Linked DNA regions of Homo sapiens: region 2 is linked to region 1. The links are chromatin loops, found by intact Hi-C in ENCODE. Cell type or tissue: GM12878. All regions are shown on one strand. Region 1 has its middle 7.7 kb from the start of LYPD5. Region 2 overlaps SMG9 (SMG9 nonsense mediated mRNA decay factor).

The links. Hi-C counts contacts between places; a loop is a spot of excess contacts. Peaks named below come from ENCODE experiments on the same cell type or tissue, not always from the same donor. Only the 100,000 strongest peaks of a DNase experiment are listed, where the experiment ranks them.
Region 2: it touches region 1 in a loop (10-fold over the local background); 26 of 110 quality-filtered maps call a loop at or near these places.

What each region holds. Positions count from the first base shown.
Region 1 is chr19:43,807,606-43,812,605 of GRCh38, reverse strand. It overlaps a transcript of LYPD5 not described here. Among named protein-coding and RNA genes, the nearest start is that of LYPD5, 7.7 kb to the right of the region's middle. In GM12878, a CTCF peak has its summit at 2,620 (motif pointing right); a DNase peak (open chromatin) is centred at 2,665.
Region 2 is chr19:43,743,390-43,748,389 of GRCh38, reverse strand. SMG9 (SMG9 nonsense mediated mRNA decay factor) reads left to right here. Exons shown (of 14, transcript NM_019108.4): 3 at 338-412; 4 at 493-757; 5 at 851-948; 6 at 3,506-3,618. Among named protein-coding and RNA genes, the nearest start is that of SMG9, 9.1 kb to the left of the region's middle. RefSeq lists a silencer at 477-606. In GM12878, a CTCF peak has its summit at 2,934 (motif pointing left); DNase peaks (open chromatin) are centred at 349 and 2,929; H3K4me3 peaks cover 588 bases; H3K27ac peaks cover 2,157 bases.

The DNA of each region.
Region 1 (5,000 bases):
CGATCAAGTTTCAAGTTATTTAGCCCTTTAAAAATAGTCTGAAAAGAAGGGAAGGGAAGAATTGAATTGGAGAAAGACCCTTGCCTATGCCAGAATTTATATTTAGGAGTGAAGCAAAAGATGTCTGCAACTTGCTTTTAATGGTTCAACAGTAATAGACAAATAATAGATGATAAAGATGATAATGATGATAGATAGCTGGATGGATGGATAGATAGATGATAGATTGATAGATAGATAGATAGATAGATAGATAGATAGATAGATAGAAAAAATAACCACAAATCATTCCCCTCCCTCTATCCACACCTTTTGTTAGTGTCCTTCTGCACTGACTCTGGGATACCCTGGTGACTTGCTGTGGCCAATGGGACATGGGACATTAGCAAACATAACATAAGCAAAGGCATGAAAAGCACCTGCTTATTAGGGGTTGCTCTTTTTTGCTCCCCTTTGGAACGTTGCAACTCCCATGTGATAAAGTTCAAGCTAGCCATTTGGAGGAGAACTGAGGCCTGCCTGACAGCCAGTCTTGTGAGTGAGACCATTCTGGGTCATCCAGCCACCACCCAACCCTCCAGCTGACCACAAGCACATGACAGAGCCCAGCAGAAATCAGTCAAGCCAGCCCATATCAGAAGAACAACCCAAGAGACACACAGGATTTGGAGAGGGGTAAAATGCTTGATGTTTTAAGCCCCTACATTTTGCTTGTGGTTTCCTATGCACCAGAGGCTGACACAGAAGATAGAGATAGAATAAGCAAATATGGCAAATGTTGACAATTTTGATCCACATAATTGCTATATGGATGATCAATGAGTCTTCCTGCCTGCCTTCCTCCCTCCCTCCCTCCCTTCCTTCCTTCCTCCCTCCCTCTCTCCTTCCCTCTTTCTTTCTCTCTTTCCTTCTTTCTTTCTTTCTTTCTTTCTCCCTTTGTCACCCAGGCTAGAGGGCAGTGGCGTGATCTCTGCTCACTGCAACCTCCGCCTTCCAGGTCCAAGCCATTCTCCTGCCTTTGCCTCCCAGGTAGCTGGGATTATAGGTGCCCACCACCACATCAGGCTAATTTTTGTATTTTTAGTAGAGACAGAGTTTCGCCCTGTTGGCCAGTCTGGTCTTGAACTCCTGACCTCAGGTGATCTGCCCGCCTTGGCCTCCCAAAGTGCTGGGATTACAGGCGTGAGCCACCGTGCCCAGCTGATGAGCTAATTTTTCAACACTTTCATACCTTTAAATTTGTTTGCAATAAAATTTAGAAAAATCACCTTTATTTTCATGATGTCACGTTTCTCAACTATTCCATGTTATCCATTTTTTTTTCCCTCAATCTCCTGGGCTCAAGCTGTCATAGTCATCCTGCCTCAACCTCCCAAATGCTGGGATTACAGGCATAAGCCATGGCACCCAGCCCCATGTCATCCTATATTTCAAAGTTAATCTGTGAAACCTTGCTTATATCAAGTTAACTCAAAATATTCACCTCTCACCTTTTATTTAGAGCCTTCTCCAGGCTCTAAATAAAATATAAATACAAAGGATATTTAATAATTCTTTATGAACATATTTTAAAGCTGTATTAGAAACTACACAAATGCTGCCAAAGAAAGGTGTTTGATCACGCTGTGGGTGGTCTGGTATATATTTACTATTATTTAAAAAATATTTTTCTGTTAGGCTGGGCGCAGTGGCTCACGCCTGTAATCCCAGTCCTTTGGGAGGCCGAGGCAGGTGAATCACCTAAGGTCAGGAGTTCAAGACCAGCCTGGCCAACGTGGTGAAACCGCATCTCTACTAAAAGTACAAAGAATTAGCCAGGCGTGGTGGCAGGCCCCTGTAATCCCAGCTTACTTGGGAAGCTGAGGCAGGAGAATCACTTGAACCCAGGAGGCAGAGGTTGCAGTGAGCCAAGATCGCTGCATTCCAGCCTGGGCAACAGAGCGAGACTCTGTCCAAAAAAAAGAAAGAAAGAAAGAAAAACGGAAAGAAAGGAAGGGAAGGGAAAGAAAGGGGAGAGGAGGGGAAGGGAGGGGAGGGGAGGGGAGGGGAAGGGAGGGGAGGGGAGGGGAGGGAACGGAAGGGAAGGGTAGAAACTAGCAAAATTAGCCAGGCACAGTGGCATGCAACTGTGGTCCCAGCTACTCAAGAGGCTGAGGAGGGAGGATCACTTGAGCCCAGCAAGTTGAAGCTGCAGTGACCCATGATGATGCCAGCGCACTCCAGCCTGGGTAACAGAGAAAGACCCTGTCTAAAAAAAACACACGACTATATAACATCAGTAGCAAGACAAGCATGTTTACTCTCATTAATTCTATTCAATCATGTACTGGGAGTTCTAGCCTATACAATAAGGCAAGAAAAAGAAAAAAAAGGCATAAAGATTGGAGAGGAAAAAGTAAAATGGATTTTGTTTTGCAGATGCCATGATTCTACTGTCACCATGTGCAGTTGTTCATGTTGGGCACTGCACAAGAACACTACACCTAAGGAGGTGCTATTCATATCACAGACATCTTTACTATTTTGAAAACAACTTTTTGAAAATTATTATGTATTGTGCATGCTATTGACGGTTGCAAAAGTGATTTACAATTTATTGCAACTATGTTCCAGCAGATGGCAGTAAAGTGTCTTGTTCCAAGAGGGTTGGTAGCTACCATTCTACTTCCATATACTAAGGAGACATTGGTTTTGAAATGGAAAGACGTGTTGATTTTATGTCATTTAAAATAGTCTGTGCTTCTAAACAATGAGCTGCTCTTCCACCTGATATGCAGAACATTTTGTTAAAGTCCCTAATGGTGCCAGCACATTGTCTGTATTCAGTATTTCATATTGCAGTTCATATTTTCATCTAATTATTTACTCTACCAGACTGGAATTGTTGAATTCTATGTTTAAATCTACAAGTCCTGGCCAGGCACAGTGGCTCACGCCTGTAATCCCAGCACTTTGGGAGGCCAAGGCGGGTGGATCACCTGAGGTCAGGAGTTGAAAACCAGAGTGACCAACATGGTGAAACCCTGTCTCTACTAAAAATACCAAAAATTAGCCCAGTGAATGAGCCGGGCGTGGTGGCAGTCGCCTGTAATCCCAGTTACAGAGGCTGAGGCAGGAGAATCGCTTGAACCCGGGAGGCGAAGGTTGCAGTGAGCCAAGATTTCGCCATTGCACTCCAGCCTGGGTGACAAGAACGAAGCTCTGTCTTAAATAAATAAATAAATCTACAAGTCCTTTCACTTGGCACAAATCACTGTATAATAATATCCGGTCAGGTGCAGTGGCTCACACATGTAATCCCAGCACTTTGGGAGGCTGAGGTGGGCAGATCACGAGGTCAGGAGTTCGAGACCAGCCTGCCAACGTGGTGAAACCAAGTCTCTACTAAAAATGCAAAAATTAGCCGGGTGTAGTGGCGGGCGCCTGTAATCCCAGCTACTCGGGAGGCTGAGGCAGGAGAATCACTTGAACCCGGGAGGTGGAGGTTGCAGTGAGCCGAGACCACGCCGTTGCACTCCAGCCTGGGTGACAGGGCAAGACTCTTGTCTCAAAACAACAACAACAATAACACAACAAACTAATATCCGGTTACCATTAATCATCCACAAAGAATGTGTGTGGGTTGAAATTAAAGAGTATTATGCAAGTCTGTTAATTATACTATTATAGTAGTTGCTTATTATTGCTTTAGAAATTTCATCAGTATAAAAATAAACTTATGAAAATTTAATGATTTGTTGCCTACATAGTATTGTAAGATGCTAAAATTCTAAGATAAAATATTAACCTTATTCGATGTCTATCAAGGACAAAAAATAATCAGGACCAGAAAATGGAAAGCTATTATGAAACAAAGTGGATCATTGAATGAATTTTTGAGAAAAACAAAGTTGCAAGGGGAAAAAATTTCCACAGCTGCTATTTTGGCAGAATGTAGCACAGATCCATTAATTATTGAGCAGAACAGACCATGAATTTACTCCTTCCACTTTTGGGTAAGCCAAGAAAAGAAAATTCAAGAAATAACTGGAAGACAGGAAAAATGGAGAATAAACGAACCCTTTAATTACATGTTCTTTTCGTCAATCCAGGTACCCAGCCACCTAATTTAAATATTAAACTCTTTAGATGTGAATATTTAAATATTAAACCCTTAAATTTAAACTCTTAAAAATTATTCACCTTAAATAAGAGCAGTTAGGCTGGGTGCAGTGGCTCACGCCTGTAACCTCAATGCTTTGGGAGGCTGAGGCCAGTGGATCAGTTGGGGTCAGGAGTTCGAGACCAGCCTGGCCAACATGGTGAAACCCCGTCTCTACTAAATATACAAAAATTAGCCAGGCGTGGTGGCAGACACCTGTAATCCCAGCCTCTCCGGAGGCTGAGACATAAGAATCACTTGAACCTGGGAGGCAGTGGTGAGTCAAGATCACGCCACTGCACTCCAGCCTAGGCAACAGAGTGAGACTCTGTCTCAAAAAAAAGAGCATTTAACTTCCAAAAGACAGTAACGGTAGACAGAAAAGTAGTTTCACATCAATTTTTTCAACTGAGGAATAAATGACCAGATCAGGTAACTTTGTTTAATCTCAAAGGATTCTGTAATTAATGTTTATTTCAAAGAGGTGGAAAAAATACACTGGAGATGGAGAAAAATACACTAAAACAAAGAAATGAGTAGAATGTGGTGGATGCTGTGATTTGCCACCAAGATCTCTTTAGGAATGAAGGACTCTGACAGCTGCTTCTGATGTCAGCCCCTTGGGCATTGCCTCAGCTGATCAGAACCCAGAAGCCCAGTGCCAGACCTCCCCCTGGGGTGCACTGAACCCTTGGATTGACTGAATCAGGACCCAATCTCACCCTCTGCTCAAAATCCAGTTTCCTTTGCCTCCTTTATGCAGCTATTGATCCCAAGGTCCTGCATGCTAATCTCAGCCTCACAATCTGCCTCCCAGGAGAGCCTAGCCTGCAACAACACAGGTGAGCACAGCTATCAC
Region 2 (5,000 bases), 64 kb after region 1:
ACACGAGGCGGGATCAGGTTTGCACCCAGACCTGTCTAGCTCCTAGTTCCTTTCCTCCTGGGCTTGTTGCCTCGCAGAGGCAGCTGAGCAGAATGCTTGAGGATTTGGTTCTGCAGCCAGGCTGCCTGGGCTTTGTGACTTTGGGCAATCTGCTTAACCTTTCTAGGCTTCATTTTCTTCATCTGTAAAGTGGGGGTAATAATAGTATCTATCTCACAGGGCTGTTGGTAGGATCAAGGTAGTTAATATATTTCGGCATTTAGAATAGTTCATGGTACATAAAGATCTGGAATGTCCAGGAGAGCCATTCATGAGTAACTGCCCTCCCTCACCACAGGATGCCAGCGAAGAGACAAGCACTTCCGTCATGCAGAAAACCCCCATCATCCTCTCAAAACCTCCAGCAGAGCGGGTGAGCAGAGAAGGAGGGAGGAGGGGGAGCCGTTAGGGAAGGGATTGCCCCCATTGATGGGATTTTTTTTACCTCCGTAGTCAAAACAGCCACCACCTCCAACAGCCCCTGCTGCCCCGCCTGCTCCAGCCCCTCTGGAGAAGCCCATCGTTCTCATGAAGCCACGGGAGGAGGGGAAGGGGCCTGTGGCCGTGACAGGTGCCTCTACCCCTGAGGGCACCGCCCCACCACCCCCTGCAGCCCCTGCGCCACCCAAGGGGGAGAAGGAGGGGCAGAGACCCACACAGCCTGTGTACCAGATCCAGAACCGGGGCATGGGCACTGCCGCACCAGCAGCCATGGACCGTGAGTTGGGGCTGGGCAGTACCAGGTTGGGAACTGGCGTCTCCTCACAGATCCTCACTGCATCCTCTGTCTCCTGCTTTCTCCAATCTCCAGCTGTCGTGGGTCAGGCCAAACTACTGCCCCCAGAGCGCATGAAGCACAGCATCAAGTTGGTGGATGACCAGATGAATTGGTGTGACAGTGCCATCGAGGTACCGAGGGGTCCTGCCCTGCCTGAGCTTCCGCACATCCTGCATCCTCTGATCTTCCACCTCTCTGTAGGCAACACCAGACTGGAGGGTTTTGAGGCAACTTACAGCAGTGAGAGGGGGTGGTATCAGAACATTCTCACCTAACCAGAGCGGAATTTCAACTAGCTCGGCTGTGCTTGCTAGTTGGTAAAATACAGAACTCCTTTGGTACCGATTGGTAAAGAAGTACTCTCACTACCACCCCAGGACCCCTGGGATCTCCCGTGCCATCCACAGCAGGGGAGTCTTTTGGACCCTGCTCCAGTACCCTTCTTATTTGGTTGAAACCCTTGCTGGTGGCTCATGCCTGTAATCCCAGCACTTTGGGAGGCCAAGGTAGGAGAATCACCTAAGCCCAGGAGTTCAAGACCAGCCTGGGCAACATAGGAATACTCCATTTCTACCAAAAATTTAAAAATTAGCCAGGCATGGTGGCAGGAGGCATCCAGGCCACTCAGGAGGCTGAGGTAAGAGGATCACTTGACTCCAGGAGGTCAAGGCTGCAGAGAGCTGTGATCATGACATTGCACTCCAACCTCAACAACAGAGTGAGACCCTGTCTCAGTAAAAAAAAAAAAAAAAAGAACAAGAAGCCCACGCTGTCTCAGTGTCAACTGTTTTGAATGTCACTCCCCCAAAGTGACCCCCATCCATCCCACCACCCCCTGCTCTAGTTCAGACCTCACATTCCTAGATCATCATACATAACACCAGTCTCCCAGATGTTGTGTCCCTTCTTCTGCTTTTTCTCCCCTAGACCTGTCACACCCCTGCTCAGATTGTCCCAGAGGTGTCACCTCTCCTACCCAGCAGCCTGGACTTATTAGCACAGCCTCAAGTCCATTTATTGCCTTGCCCCTGCCACTTCTGTGTCCACTCTCACATTGGAATTAACTGGGGAGCTTTAAAAAAACAAAAAACAGAACAACAACAAAAAACCAAACCCTACCCTTCAGCGCTATTAAGGAAAACTTTCTGCAGTGATGAAGATCATATATATTTGAACTATCCGTCCAGTATGGTAGCCGCTATCCCCAGATGTGGCTTTAGAGCACTTGAAATGTGGCTAGTACAACCAAACAGAATTTTTAATGTTGTTTAAGCTTACTAATTTAAATAGCCATGTATGATCAATGCCTACTGATTGAACAGGGCATCCATAGATATTCTGCTTTAATGTGTTAAAGCACGTTAAATCCTGATTGGGCCCAGGATTTGCTTTATTTATTTAGGAGACGGTCTCGCTCTGTTGCCTAGGCTGGAGTGCAGTGGCACCATCTCGGCTCACTGCAACCTCCACCTCCCGGGTTCAAGCAGTTCTCCAGCCTCAGCTTCCCAGGTAGCTGGGACCACAAGTGTGCGACATCACGCGCAGATAGTTGTTTTTTTTTTTGTTTTTTTGTGATGGAATTTCGCTCCTGTTGCCCAGGCTGGAGTGCAATGGCACGATCTCGGCTCACCGCAACCCCCGCCTCCCGGGTTCAAGCAATTCTCCTGCCTCAGCCTTCCGAGTAGCTGGGATTACAGGCATGTACCACCACACCCAACTAATTTTGTATTTTTAGTAGAGATGGGGTTTCTCCATGTTGGTCAGGCTGGTCTGTAACTCCCGACCTCAGGTGATCCGCCTGCCTCGGCCTCCCAAAGTGCTGGGATTAAAGGTGTGAGCCACTGCACCCAGCCGGGTTTTGTATTTTTGGTAGAGACGGAGTTTCACCATGTTGGCCAGGCTGGTCTTGAACTCCTGGCCTCAAGCGATCCTCCCACCTTGGCCTCCTAAAGTGCTGGGATTACAGGCGTGGGCCACAACACCTGGCCTATAGGATTCGCTTTTAAAAAACAAAACAAAACAAAATTTTAAGGTAATTCTAAGGAGCAGCAGCCACAGTTCAGAACGTAGCTGTTTTCCTTGAGGAGTGTCTCTTACACCCCCTGGTGGTGAAAGTCAGCAGAGCTGGTGGCCCAGAGTTGGTCTCAGTTAATTTCCAGAGGGGCTCTTAAATCCCACAGACAACAGCATATGAATGTAAAAAAAAACAAAAAAACACACACACAGACGAAAGCCTGGGTGGCTCCTGTTTGCACACCACTCCCTTTCATGTGCTTTCCCAGGTTTGCCAGGAATCTGTGCCAGTAGCCCTCAGTCGCCGAGTCCTATCTTCTCCAACCTGCCCTTCTGTTCCTGTGACTCTCACTTTCACTTCTCCAAGATCAGACTTCCCTTTTTCCCGCTGTGTTCAGCCACACTGACTTCCTTTTAGCTTCTTGACCATGCTAGGCTCTTTTCTACTTCAGAGTTCTCACAGACACTGTTGTTTGTGTCTAAAACATTTCACATAATCCTACCATGACACGGAACAGAGGCCCTATGCCTAGTTGAAGGGGTTGGGACTATAGGAGTTTCTCTTCATATATGATAAGGCAGGTGGGGGAGCCACAAGGGTCTCTGGAGTCCCCCCCTCATTCCAGCTCCAGCAGCTGACAGACTTGTCAGAGTCATTTATGTATTTTCCCACAGTACCTGTTGGATCAGACTGATGTGTTGGTGGTTGGTGTCCTGGGCCTCCAGGGGACAGGCAAGTCCATGGTCATGTCATTGTTGTCAGCCAACACTCCAGAGGAGGACCAGAGGTGAGGGGCTATCAGATAGGGTGCAGGAGGGAGGTGGGCACCCACTGGGAGCAGGGGCAAGGTGGGCTTGGGTGTTTCAAGTGGTGTTACCAAAGGACTTTGGAAAGTTGCTTTTCTTCTGTAGACCTCAGTGTCTTCATGAGATGAAGATGATAATGGGCTGGACTAAATCTGTGTAGCTCCAAGGCATCCAATCCTGTTCCTCCCTCCCTCCCTCCCTTCCTGCCTGGCCTCAGGAAATGGTACAGGTCCTAGACAAGAAGTGGGATGATGTAGTTGTTAAGGTTTTGGATTTGGGCCCACCTCAGGCTCAGCCCTGCAACATAACTGGTTGACCTTGGGCAGGTCACTTCATTTCCCGTATCCCCTGTCCAGGTAGATTTTTGGAGAATAAAATAAGATCAAGAAGGCAAAAGTTAATGAGCACCTGGCATAGAGCAAGTATCACAGAATGGTAGCTGATACGATCTGAGAAATAGAGTGGGGAAAGAGATCTGGAGACAGAGAGTGGTTTCTGTACCAGCCTCAGTCCTACTGTGTCACCTTGGGAAAATGGCTCTGCTTCTCCAGGCTGGGGAGGATCAGACATGAGGATTCTCTGGCCTGAACAACATTCTTGAGTAAGGATGGAATGTGATTATGAAGATAAAGCATAAGGGCACAGGAGCAGGTTTTGGGGAGGGGAGAACTTGAGAAACAGGTCCCGAAACTGGGGGCAGAGAAGGAAAGGGAAAAATGTAGGAATTTGGGAATGGGGGAGATACACATCTCATTAAGGGAGAATCAAAATGGGGAATGAGAATGGATAGTAGCCACTGGGGTGGTGAAGAACAGAGACATGTTGAAGTTACCTAAAAATACAGGGATCTGTTTTTTTGTAAAGCAGGTGATACTACCCTGGCCTCCATGGATGAGCGTCAGGAGTCCATTAATCCCTTAACAGTATATGCAGAATTTTATTTATTCATTTATTTTTGAGACAGTGTCCTGTTCTTTCACCCAGGCTCAAGTGCAATGGCACGATCATAGCCCACTGCATCCTCTACCTCCCAGGCTCAAGTGATCTTCCCACTTCAGCCTCCCAAGTAGCTGGGACTACAGGGGCATGCCACCACACCAGCTGGTTTTTAACTTTTTTGGTAGAGATGGCGTCTTCCTCTGTTGCCCAGGCTGGTCTCAAACTCTTGGGCTCAAGCAATCCTCCCGCTTTGGCCTCTCAAAGTGCTGGGATTACAGGTGTGAGCCACCACCGTTGGCCGTATGCAGAATTTTACACACATTTGCAGTCAGGCTTTTCTTCTAGGGAAAAGGTCCCTAGTTTGCACCAGATCTCAGAGTGGGCTGATGGAGATCTAGAAAAGGTGAAGACCACTGTTGGGCGA